Linked DNA regions of Homo sapiens: region 2 is linked to region 1. The links are chromatin loops, found by intact Hi-C in ENCODE. Cell type or tissue: heart left ventricle. All regions are shown on one strand. Each heading gives the region's core, and the rest is flanking DNA. Links, peaks and the distances in the headings are about the cores only. Region 1 overlaps LOC105369912 (a long non-coding RNA gene). Region 2 overlaps LOC105369913 (a long non-coding RNA gene).

Region 1 (5,382 bases), core at 73-5,072:
AAAGTAATTGTAGCTAAAGTTTATTGAATACTTGCCATATGTCGGGCACTATTTTCAGAACTTTACATATGTAAACTTGTTTAACCTCCACAACAATCCTATGAAGCCGTTGCTAATATTATTATCACCATTTCACAGATGAAAAAATCCCAGAGGCACAGGGAGGTTAGGAATTTGCCTGAGATCACACAGCTGGTAAGTGGAGGGACCAGGAAGTCTAGCACCTTAGAAGAAAGTCAACTCTAGAAACAGCATTGAGTCAAACTCTCATTCTACCACTTTCTAACTGTGTGAACTTAGGCGAGTTATTCAGCCCACCTGTGCCTCAGTTTTCAAATCTCTGCCTCAGTTTCCTCACTGAATCTAACACATCATCAATTTATATATCACTAAAAAAGATTTAAAAGTATAAATTTAATCATGACTGGCTGGGTGCGGTGACTTATGCCTGTAATCCCAGCATTTTGGGAAGCTGAAGCAGCAGAATCACTTGAGGCCAGGAGTTTAAAACCAGACTGGAAAACATAGCAAGACCCTGTCTCTTAAAAAAAAATTTAACCATGACTTACAGGCTTTCTTATCAATTATTCATCCTGATAACAGAGAATGTTAAAATATAAAAAAAAGAACATCTTAGAATCAATGAAATATAATAATACTACATTGTAGGATTATCAAGAAGAGTACATGGATCTAGCATTTATTATGGTGCCTGGTACGCGGGAAGTTCTTCATCCATGTTAGCTCTTCTGGTTGTTACAATGGTTGTGCCTATTTGAGAGGGGAAAGAGTTGCGGCACAGAGAGAGTACATTCTCAGGTTGCCCTGGTAGGAAACTGGTGGTCCCCAGATCTAGCTGAGGTCTGTAACTCTCTTGCTGGCTGGGGCTGCCTGTCTCCAAGTCGGGTGAGGCCTGGCTTGTGTCTGAACACCAGACCAGTGGGCTTTCATTTTGCTTTATGTGCCTTCACCAAGAAGGTGGGTGTGGTGGCTCACGCCTGTAATCCTAGCACTTTGGGAGGCCGAGGCACGTGGTTAGCCTGAGCCTGGGAGTTCGAGACCAGCCTGGGCAACATGGTGAAACCCCGTCTCTACTAAAAATACAAAACTAGCCAGGCGTGGTGGTGTGTGCCTGTAATCCCAGCTACTCAGGAGGTAGCTGAATCGCTTGAATCTGGGAGGCGGAGAGTGCAGTGAGCCAAGATTGTGCCACTGCACTCTGTTTCAAATAAAAAAAAAGATCTATTGAGCCCATTTGCCTCAGGACCTTCCAGGTCTTTGTCATTCCTGTTTCCAGAGTCCTGAAGGTCATAACCATGGCCCACATTCCCCCCATTCCCAGGGGAGTGTCTAGACTTTCTGACTCAAGACAAATTACCAAATGTATAAATGCCCATTCCGCTTAATGACTTTACTTCCACTTTTCACAGACTCTCAGATGTGGCTAGAAATAGTCCCAAACCCTGCAATCTTTCATAGAGCTGAGCTAAATTAAGTGGGTAGTGTTCCTCCAGAATTCCTCTCCCAAGCACTTAACACTGATGTACGTCCCTCCCTACTTTGCTCACAGAACAGATGTTTGAAGAAACGTCACTTGACTGTGAAGAAGGAAAAAATGTTACTAAAATGTGGATTTCCACACCCACCCCCATACATAAGTTCTTGGATCTACTGCTGATGCACTCTTTATGCATATTTATTCAACACACGTACTCCTCCACACATGCACACACATATATGCAATGGACTCCCTACCCTCACCATTCACATGAACATTGTCACAAGGATTTTCTAACTTATATTTTTAATATTTTTGCTCCATAACCACGGCTTTGAGCTAATTGTTTCACATTTTCTTAATGTACACCAGAAATGGCATTTACATCTCAGTCTAGCAGCAGGTTCACTGGCAGGCAAGGCAAAAAGCACAAATTTAAATTTGGTCATAGCTAGACGGCAGAGCCACAGACCCCTGCTTAATTTCTGGTGTCCTTGGCCGGCTGCCTGAGAAGGAACTCTGTCCGCTGGGAACTCAGGCATTGGATGTAATAAGCACTGACTTCCACATTATAAGACTAAAGCTTTGTCGTACAGAGAGCACTAGGTCTTAGGCGATGACTTAGTGCCTTAGATTCCCATATTAGCACAAAGGTTAAACCTGATACTATTAATTGCAACCTTTCCAGATAATTATTTTCTCCTTTACCCTGTTGGGACCGCTTGTGTTCTCCGAGAAAACTCCCTGGGGTGAGCTTTCCTTACTTGCCACCTTCTTTTGTCTTCAGGGAGAGTGAAAACGAGGCATGGTGCAGCTCGGATCAAGCGTTTGCTGTCTCCTGCCTTTTTACCATGGCGACACGACACACCGAGCGCACTTTGAGAGCGAGAACTGTCCTCTAGAGGGAGAGACAGGAACACACACTGGAGGCTGAATGTTGTCTGTATCATCCCCAGTAGTTCTGAATTGTCATACTTTGCGGGAGGACCCTGGCTGGGGGCCTGCATTTTTTTCTCTGTGACTGAATCCTCTCTTGCTGGCTCTGTCACAGTCAGCCACCCTTCGCTGTTGACTGGTCCTCATACATCCATGAGAGCCTTGGGAAGGGACACACTCTTTCCTTGGCTCTTCCCTCTAAACGGCAACACAGGCCCTCCAGCTCCCAGACCAAATGGCTAATGCTGGGGCTGAAAAAACTGTACACCAAAATGAAGGCCTCAGAGCAGCCACGGAAGCAAAAGTTTTTCTCTGATCTTCTCCCGCCCTCCCCTGCAACCCAAGCCTAGCCATAAAAACTAGAATCCCTCTTCCCCCAAGGCGAGGCATAGAAACCAGAACCCCTTTTCCTGAAAGCCAGCCAAAACACCTAAAAATATTCCATACAAAAACGGGCCAGAAATAAATGATCTGACCTACCTTGTTTGACTGTAGGTCAGAAGACACCCATTGCAGAGAGCCCCCATTCCAGAGAGGGTAAAAGTCCCCATACCCAGAAGGAAGGAAAGCTACACAGGGAGACCAAGAAGAACCTGAACAGACAGGCCTTGTGGAGTCTCCCTGCTCAGTCTATTCACAGTAGATCAGACCCTTTTTGTCCAATCATATTTCTACGTGGCTGTCCATACCTTGTTGAACCTAAGCATAAAAATGGACAATTTTCCTTGTTTCTTTGGGTCTTCATTCTGAAGCCTCCCATGTATACATGTGAAATAAATGTGTGTGCCTTTTCTCCTATTCATCAATCTGCTTCATGTTAGTGATCTTACAACAAACCTTTAGGGGACCAAGGGCCTCAGCCCCCACACTAATCTTAGAATCATAGGTTGAGGCTGGCTCCCACCCAACCACCAACTGACATCTCTGAGGCCAGGGTGAGCTTACTCTTCAACACCAGGAATCATCAGGCTTCTCCATTTCATGCAGGAGAGACCCAAAGCCCTCTCCCAAGCCCAGGAAAAGGGAATGATTTGTTTTCCTCTTCACATCTTGTAAAACTGAAACTCTATACTCATTAAACACCAACTCTCCATTTCCGTCTCCTCCAGTCCCTGGCATGCATCATTCTACTTTCTGTCTATGTGGTTTTGACTACACTTATACCTCATATAAGTGGAATTATACAACATTTATCTTTTTGTGACTGGTTTATTTCACTTAACATAATGTCCTCATATGTTGTAGCATGTCAGATTTTCTTTTCTAAGACTGAATAATGTTCTATTGCATGTATACGCCATATTTTGCTTATCCGTATGTTGATGGACACTTACCAAAGACACGTTTTTTCATTGAATTATTTTCAGCTTCAGAATTCTAAAGATCCAGTCTATCCCAGGAAACTCCATTTCATATGTATTTTTCAATGATTAACCAATACTTGTTTAAAACTTGCAATTTTTACTGAATATATAACCTGTATCTGTCCTTTATCATCTGACATTTTTCTACTATGTAATTTTCGTGAACTGTTTAGTGTCCCATTGTGGCCTATCAGCCAGAATGGTCTGGGTTAAGCTGTAGTAACAAATAACCCCAAAATCTCAGTGACATAAAACAATTTTTAATTTCTTGCCCACTCTATGTGTCAATTGCAGATCAGTTAGGGATCGGCTCTGTGACATAATGTTCTCACTCCAGGACCCAGGTAGAAGAAAAACTGACCATGGGAAAAAAAATTATACATTGGCTCTTTTTTTTTTTTTTAATTATACTTTAAGTTTTAGGGTACGTGTGCACATTGTGCAGGTTAGTTACATATGTATACACGTGCCATGCTGGTGCGCTGCACCCACTAACTCATCATCTAGCATTAGGTATATCTCCCAGTGCTATCCCTCCCCCCTCCCCCCACCCCACCACAGTCCCCAGAGTGTGATATTCCCCTTCCTGTGTCCATGTGATCTCATTGTTCAATTCCCACCTATGAGTGAGAATATGCAGTGTTTGGTTTTTTGTTCTTGCGATAGTTTACTGAGAATGATGATTTCCAATTTCATCCATGTCCCTACAAAGGACATGAACTCATCATTTTTTATGGCTGCATAGTATTCCATGGTGTGTATGTGCCAAATTTTCTTAATCCAGTCTATCATTGTTGGACATTTGGGTTGGTTCCAAGTCTTTGCTATTGTGAATAGTGCCGCAATAAACATACGTGTGCATGTGTCTTTATAGCAGCATGATTTATAGTCCTTTGGGTATATACCCAGTAATGGGATGGCTGGGTCAAATGGTATTTCTAGTTCTAGATCCCTGAGGAATCGCCACGCTGACTTCCACAATGGTTGAACTAGTTTACAGTCCCACCAACAGCATAAAAGTGTTCCTATTTCTCCACATCCTTTCCAGCACCTGTTGTTTCCTGACTTTTTAATGATTGCCATTCTAACTGGTGTGAGATGGTATCTCATTGTGGTTTTGATTTGCATTTCTCTGATGGCCAGTGATGATGAGCATTTTTTCATGTGTTTTTTGGCTGCATAAATGTCTTCTTTTGAGAAATGTCTGTTCATGTCCTTTGCCCACTTTTTGATGGGGTTGTTTGTTTTTTTCTTGTAAATTTGTTTGAGTTCATTGTAGATTCTGGATATTAGCCCTTTGTCAGATGAGTAGGTTGCGAAAATTTTCTCCCATTTTGTAGGTTGCCTGTTCACTCTGATGGTAGTTTCTTTTGCTGTGCAGAAGCTCTTTAGTTTAATTAGATCCCATTTGTCAATTTTGTCTTTTGTTGCCATTGCTTTTGGTGTTTTGGACATGAGGTCCTTGCCCGTGCCTATGTCCTGAATGGTAAAGCCTAGGTTTTCTTCTAGGGTTTTTATGGTTTTAGGTCTAACGTTTAAGTCTTTAATCCATCTTGAATTGATTTTTGTATAAGGTGTAAGGAA
Region 2 (5,382 bases), core at 322-5,321, 52 kb before region 1:
TATTATGTGTTGGGCATTGTTCTAACCAAAGGTGATAACTGATAATAAATTGACCTCAGAGAGGCTTTGGCAGAGTTTGAAAGAGATGAACAAGCAAATAAGAAGACAATATCAATGATAAACCCAACAAAAGAAATAGTCAGGGTGCTGTTACAGAAAATAAGGGGGGACCTTAGGGTGGTTAGGGAAAGCTTTTTGAGTTAAGGCTTGAAGAAAGGAAGGAGCTAGGTAAAGAACATTTCAGGCAGTGGAAAGAAGTACAAAGGTCCTGAGGCAGAACAGGGTTTGAGACAGTGGAGAAATGGAAATAAGGCCTGTATCACTGATGCATAGTGACCAAGGGGAAGAGTGGACAGAGGAAAGAGGAAATCACATAGGACCTATAAGGAGTTGGGAGCAATAGCATTAATGATAATTATGAATAATAAACTTGCTAATCAAATTGCTAATAACTTGCTAGACCTGTACTATGCCCTTTATTCACCTTAAGAGTTAGGAAACAGTTACCTTGGGCAAGTTATTGAAATTTGCTAAAACTCAGTTTTCCCATCTGCTAAGTGATGATAACAATGTACCCCTTTCATGGAAATGCTGAGAAGATTAAATGAATTTAGCTCCAAATCTGGCTCAGAGTTAGCTCCCAGGGAACAGTGGCTATTCCTGAGAGGAAGGAGGAGGACAGGCACAGGACTTGGGTCTCATCTCTTGATTCAGCCAATGCTTTTCCAAGATGATTTGTTTTCCTCATTGGCCTTTGCAGAAAGTGTTGTCTATTAAAATCTGTTTTAAATCTGGTCAGATTGAAATTCCTCGTCAGACTTCAAGGCTCCATCCAAGTGTACCCTTTGGAGGCCCAAGTGTTGATGGTAGATAGCACTCGCCTGTCCCCGACCCCCTCTGGCATATTCCAGTCCCCTCTTAGAGATCCCTGACTTCTTGTCAGACTCAGGAGGACAACAACTCCCAGATAAAGGCTTAGAAACCAAGGGCAGCAGAGAACCAGAATGAAGACCAAGCATTTCTGAAAAGACCATGGCAATCAGTGGGGACATCTGAGTAGATTCATAGCTAACTTCTCAGGATCTCATTGGGGATATTAACTTATAGAAGATTGTCTGCTTGAAACTCTGTGTTTCTCACTGGGAGCCCAGTTGAATGTTATTTTCTAGGCAGGACTCGTGGGATTTAGTATAAGGCCTAGGGGGAGGTTATTTCTGGAGGATGCTGTTGGTTGCTCACCAAGTAGCCATTTTCTTACCCTTTCTCAGGCCAGCACAGTTCATTGCCCATAGAGGCAGAAAATGCAGATTCTCAATTCCATAGCCTCCCTTGCAACTATGACAATAGTCATGTGACCCAATATTGGCCAATTAAACCAGAGGAGAGCTCTGCTGGAGAGTTTCTGGGCAAGATATATTCTTTTCCCTTTGTTTTTTTGAGATGGAGTCTCACTTTCTCACCCAGGCTGGAGTGCAGTGGCGCAATCTCTGCTCTCTGCAACCTTCACCTCCCAGGTTCAGGTGATTCTCCTGCCTCAGCCTCCCGAGTAGCTGGGATTACAGCCATCCGCCACCACGCCCAGCTAATTTATTTATTTTTAGTAGAGATGGGGTTTCACTATCTTGGCCAGGCTGGTCTCGAACTCCTGACCTCGTGATCCACCTGCCTTGGCCTCCCAAAGTGCTGGGATTGCAGGTGTGAGCCACTGCGCCCAGCCTGGGCAAGATATATTCCATGTGATAAGGGAAATAGATAAGAGGAAAAGCCATGACTCCTCCTTCCTAGCATTTTGTATGTGCATTTGTCAAGACATTATATATGCAGCCTTAGCAGCCATCTTGCAGTAGTGAGGGAGAGTCTCTGAGAAGCCCTGATGATATGGTTTGGCTGTGTCCCAACCCACATCTCACCTCTAATTTTAATAATCCCTACGTGTGGTGGGAGGGACTCGGTGGGAGGTAATTGAATCATGGGGGCAGGTCTTTCTCATGCTGTTCTCATGATAGTGAATATGTCTCATAAGATGTTTTATAAAGGGGAGCTCTCCTGCACACACTCTCTTGCCTGCTGCCATGTAAGACGTGTCCTTGCTCCTCTGCCTTCACCATGATTGTGAGGCCTCCCCACCCATGTGGAACTGTGAGTCCATTAAACCTCTTTTTTCCCTTTATAAATTACCCAGTCTTGCATATGTCTTTATTAGCAGAATGAGAATGGACTAATACACCTGCTATGGTTGAGCCATTGATCCACCTGTCACTGGACCACTGTTATGTGAGACAAAGAAATCCCTTTAATTTAAGCCCATTATCTCTGGCTACTCAGTTATGTGCAATTGAAAGCATCTTAACTGATACATCTCTGCTCCTTTTCATCCTTTCTCATTACTCTCCCCTTTGGAAAGAATCAGAGAGCCCTTTTCACCTGTTCAGTGATGTCAACAATTTTTTAAAAAGAAACAAAGACTTTCATTTCTGGGGTGCTCTTAGGTCCAGCTTGCCCAGGACCCTTCCAGAGCAGCTGTGGTTTATTCCTGTGGTTCTGGTGTAATTTTTAAGAGTACTCAAAAATGTTCTTGGATGGATGATAAATTATTTGGTCACATTATTTTCCTTTTTCAGAGGAAAAGCTTCAGTGTGGATGTCTCTGGAAGAGAGAGAGAGAAAATACACAGCTTTCAAATTCACAATAAAAGGGTAAATGGTGAACCCCAGGGTTTGGGGGGTGGGGTAGGCAGAACTGGAGGGAGCACTTGCCATGAAAGAGGTTCCCTAGAGTAGGGAGGAGGCCCAGAAAGAGCAAACTTGGAGCTCTAAAGGCAAACTGCATGCACTTCCCAGCTTTTCCAGTGACCTGCCCTGCTTCTAAGAGCACGCAGAGCCTTTGTTGGTGTGTTTCTGATCTTTCTCTGCTGCCTTTTCACACAGTCCTAATCCACTTTCTACCAACACCCCTGGGGTGAGTGGAGCCTAAGACTTAGCCAAGAAGTCTGAAACTCTTCCCTGTGGTTTTTGTCTGAACCCAGACAACTCCCTGTTTCTTTCTGAGCTCTTTCCGAGACCATTACAGGATTGACAATGGCAACATACGAAGTGGGTAATGTCACTCTCACTCACGCTATTTCAATTCCTTTCTTTCCAGACTTTTCCAGACCCCTCATAACTGGAAGGTGTGTGGAGTGCACCCCGTCTCCACTCCCTCTGTTGTACCTCCCTCCTGTGGGAAGAAAAGCAATTCACAAACCAGGCAGTTTATCCCTGCTGAACAACACGTTGTTAAATGCATAATTTAGTCTTGATGTAAATTATACAGGCTCATTATCTGTGAGAAAATCTGGCTGCCCTGTGAGCCAGTTAGAATGATGAGCAACGTGCCTGGAGCCCCAGTAGCTGTCCCTGAGGAGTTGAATCCAGGAACAGAAGGAGCCCTTGTGCTCCCAGAGGCAGCACCAGGCATCAGGCCTCAGTTCTAGCCAATCTGCTGGGACTGGGGCTAGGCAGGGGGCCCTGAAAAGCGAGACCCTGCTTCTTGCACAGAGACATGCTTCTTTCTTGCTGCCTTCTGTGCCTGATCATCCAGGTGACTATTAGGGCTTGTGCAGTAGAACAAAGCAGGAGAAATGACTGAGGGGATGCGGGTCACAGGGGACACTTGGCTGGAGTTGGGGAAAGATTGGGCTGGAATCAATGCCTAGAATCCTCATCATTCATAATCTGGATCTGTGGGAAACTGGTAGGCTCCTTGAAGGGGGGACCTCAATGCTGAAAGAGAAGTCTTTTAACTCATTCAGTAATAACTATCTGAGTGCCTACTATATCTTAGGCACTAAACTAGGGTCAGAGGCTACAAGAGTAAACAAAACACAATTGTTGTCCCTAGATGCTTTCAGTTTACTGGGAATTTCAGACAAGATAACAGGTAGTTACAAAGGAGTATTGATGTCACTGGTAAACACACACACACACACACACACACACACACACACACACACGCACATTAAAAATTACCCAGCAAGATGTCTGTGTGTCCTTCAGTGTCATTCTAAAGCCTTGTCTAATGGGCCAGCCCAAGCGTCATCTGAAATCCTTGATTTGGCTCACTATCACAAATTCTTATGGTCTAGATCCTGAAAAGTTAGATCTTAATTTGTAGGAAATTGATAAGTTGCAAATGATTTTTGTCTGGCAGAGATGTAAATGATTTCTCTCCATTGGAATAAACAGTTCCAAAGGGTTATAATTGTGTTGCTTCTAGGACATTATTCAGTTTTGTACCTAGGTCAGCAGTCTTACTTCAGCATCCTTGCTTTCACTGACTATTCTGTATATACTCAGCTTCTTATAGGTTCCTTCAATCCAACTTTATCATCCTGCTGGTTCTCTCATTAACGAGTTAAATAAATCTTTGGCATAGACTTTGATGTATTTGCATGAGAGTCACACCTTTAACTTTTTGGAAATTATCATCTGACACCTTAGAGGTAAGACCACCTTAGTGGTAAGGGGTAAAAGACAAGAAACATGAAATCCAGTCTTAGGGGTTTAGGGAAGATTTCTCAGAGAGGGCATCTAAAGTCAGATATGAAGGACAAAGGAGTTAGCTAGGCAAGGATGGATGCGGGAAAGTGTACTAGGTGGGAGATTAGTATACACAGAGGCCAGAGATGAGACAGTTGCATTAACACTAGAAGCCCAAGAAGGTGAGCGGTGAGCAGCAGGGATGGAGAGGTAAGGAACGGTCAGACTGGAATGGACCTCAGTGCTATGCCAAGGAGCTTGGTCTTTATAAAGAGGGCACTGTAAGTCATTAACAAGTTTTTAAACAGGTGCAAAATGTGGTTGGATTTGGCTTCTGGGTTCACTGTCTTGTAAGCCAGGTGGGAAACTCATTCATTGTAGACTAATTGTAGCCTGCTGAGGTTGCTTCTAAGATTCCTATGTAATTCTGGTTCCCTCCAGTTTGCTCTACAATTAAAAGACATTGGTGAATAAATTTATGGACACAATTCCTATACGTTAGCTGGAATGCCCAACAATGGATATTTATCATGTTTAAGGTTTTCCTTTTCTAACCTTGTCAAAAATATAGAGAAAGCAGAAGTGCAAAAAAAAAAAAAAAAAAGTGCAAGGCTCACATATTTTAAAGTGAAATTCTCAGCAACGGACAAATCAGAGCTGAAGGGGAGACTCCAGAGACCAGCTATTAGATGAAATTGCTTTGGTCGGAAAGGTTGCTGCCTTTTTCAAGTTTCCTTAGCCAGATGTTTCCGCTTAAGCAATAAATTGTGAAACATTTTTGCATTTTTGGCACAAGGGATCATTTATTCGGTTATGACGTAGTTTGCAGAGGACTTTTCAGCATTGATAGCACTTTTGTTTCTTG

Evidence for each region. Hi-C counts contacts between places; a loop is a spot of excess contacts. Peaks named below come from ENCODE experiments on the same cell type or tissue, not always from the same donor. Only the 100,000 strongest peaks of a DNase experiment are listed, where the experiment ranks them.
Region 2: a loop joins it to region 1, with 2.8 times the contacts of the local background. A loop is called at or near these places in 4 of 110 quality-filtered maps.

What each region holds. Positions count from the first base shown.
Region 1 is chr12:93,988,263-93,993,644 of GRCh38, reverse strand. The region is part of intron 2 of LOC105369912 (a long non-coding RNA gene); the gene reads left to right. Among named protein-coding and RNA genes, the nearest start is that of PLXNC1, 160 kb to the left of the region's middle. In heart left ventricle, for the core only: a CTCF peak has its summit at 2,389 (motif pointing right); a DNase peak (open chromatin) is centred at 2,365; H3K4me3 peaks cover 677 bases; H3K27ac peaks cover 1,202 bases.
Region 2 is chr12:94,040,063-94,045,444 of GRCh38, reverse strand. It overlaps LOC105369913 (a long non-coding RNA gene), which reads right to left. Exons shown (of 4, transcript XR_945223.3): 1 at 3,117-5,382; 2 at 2,425-2,646. Among named protein-coding and RNA genes, the nearest start is that of PLXNC1, 110 kb to the left of the region's middle. In heart left ventricle, for the core only: no CTCF peak of the experiment used is centred there; no DNase peak of the experiment used is centred there; H3K27ac peaks cover 2,542 bases.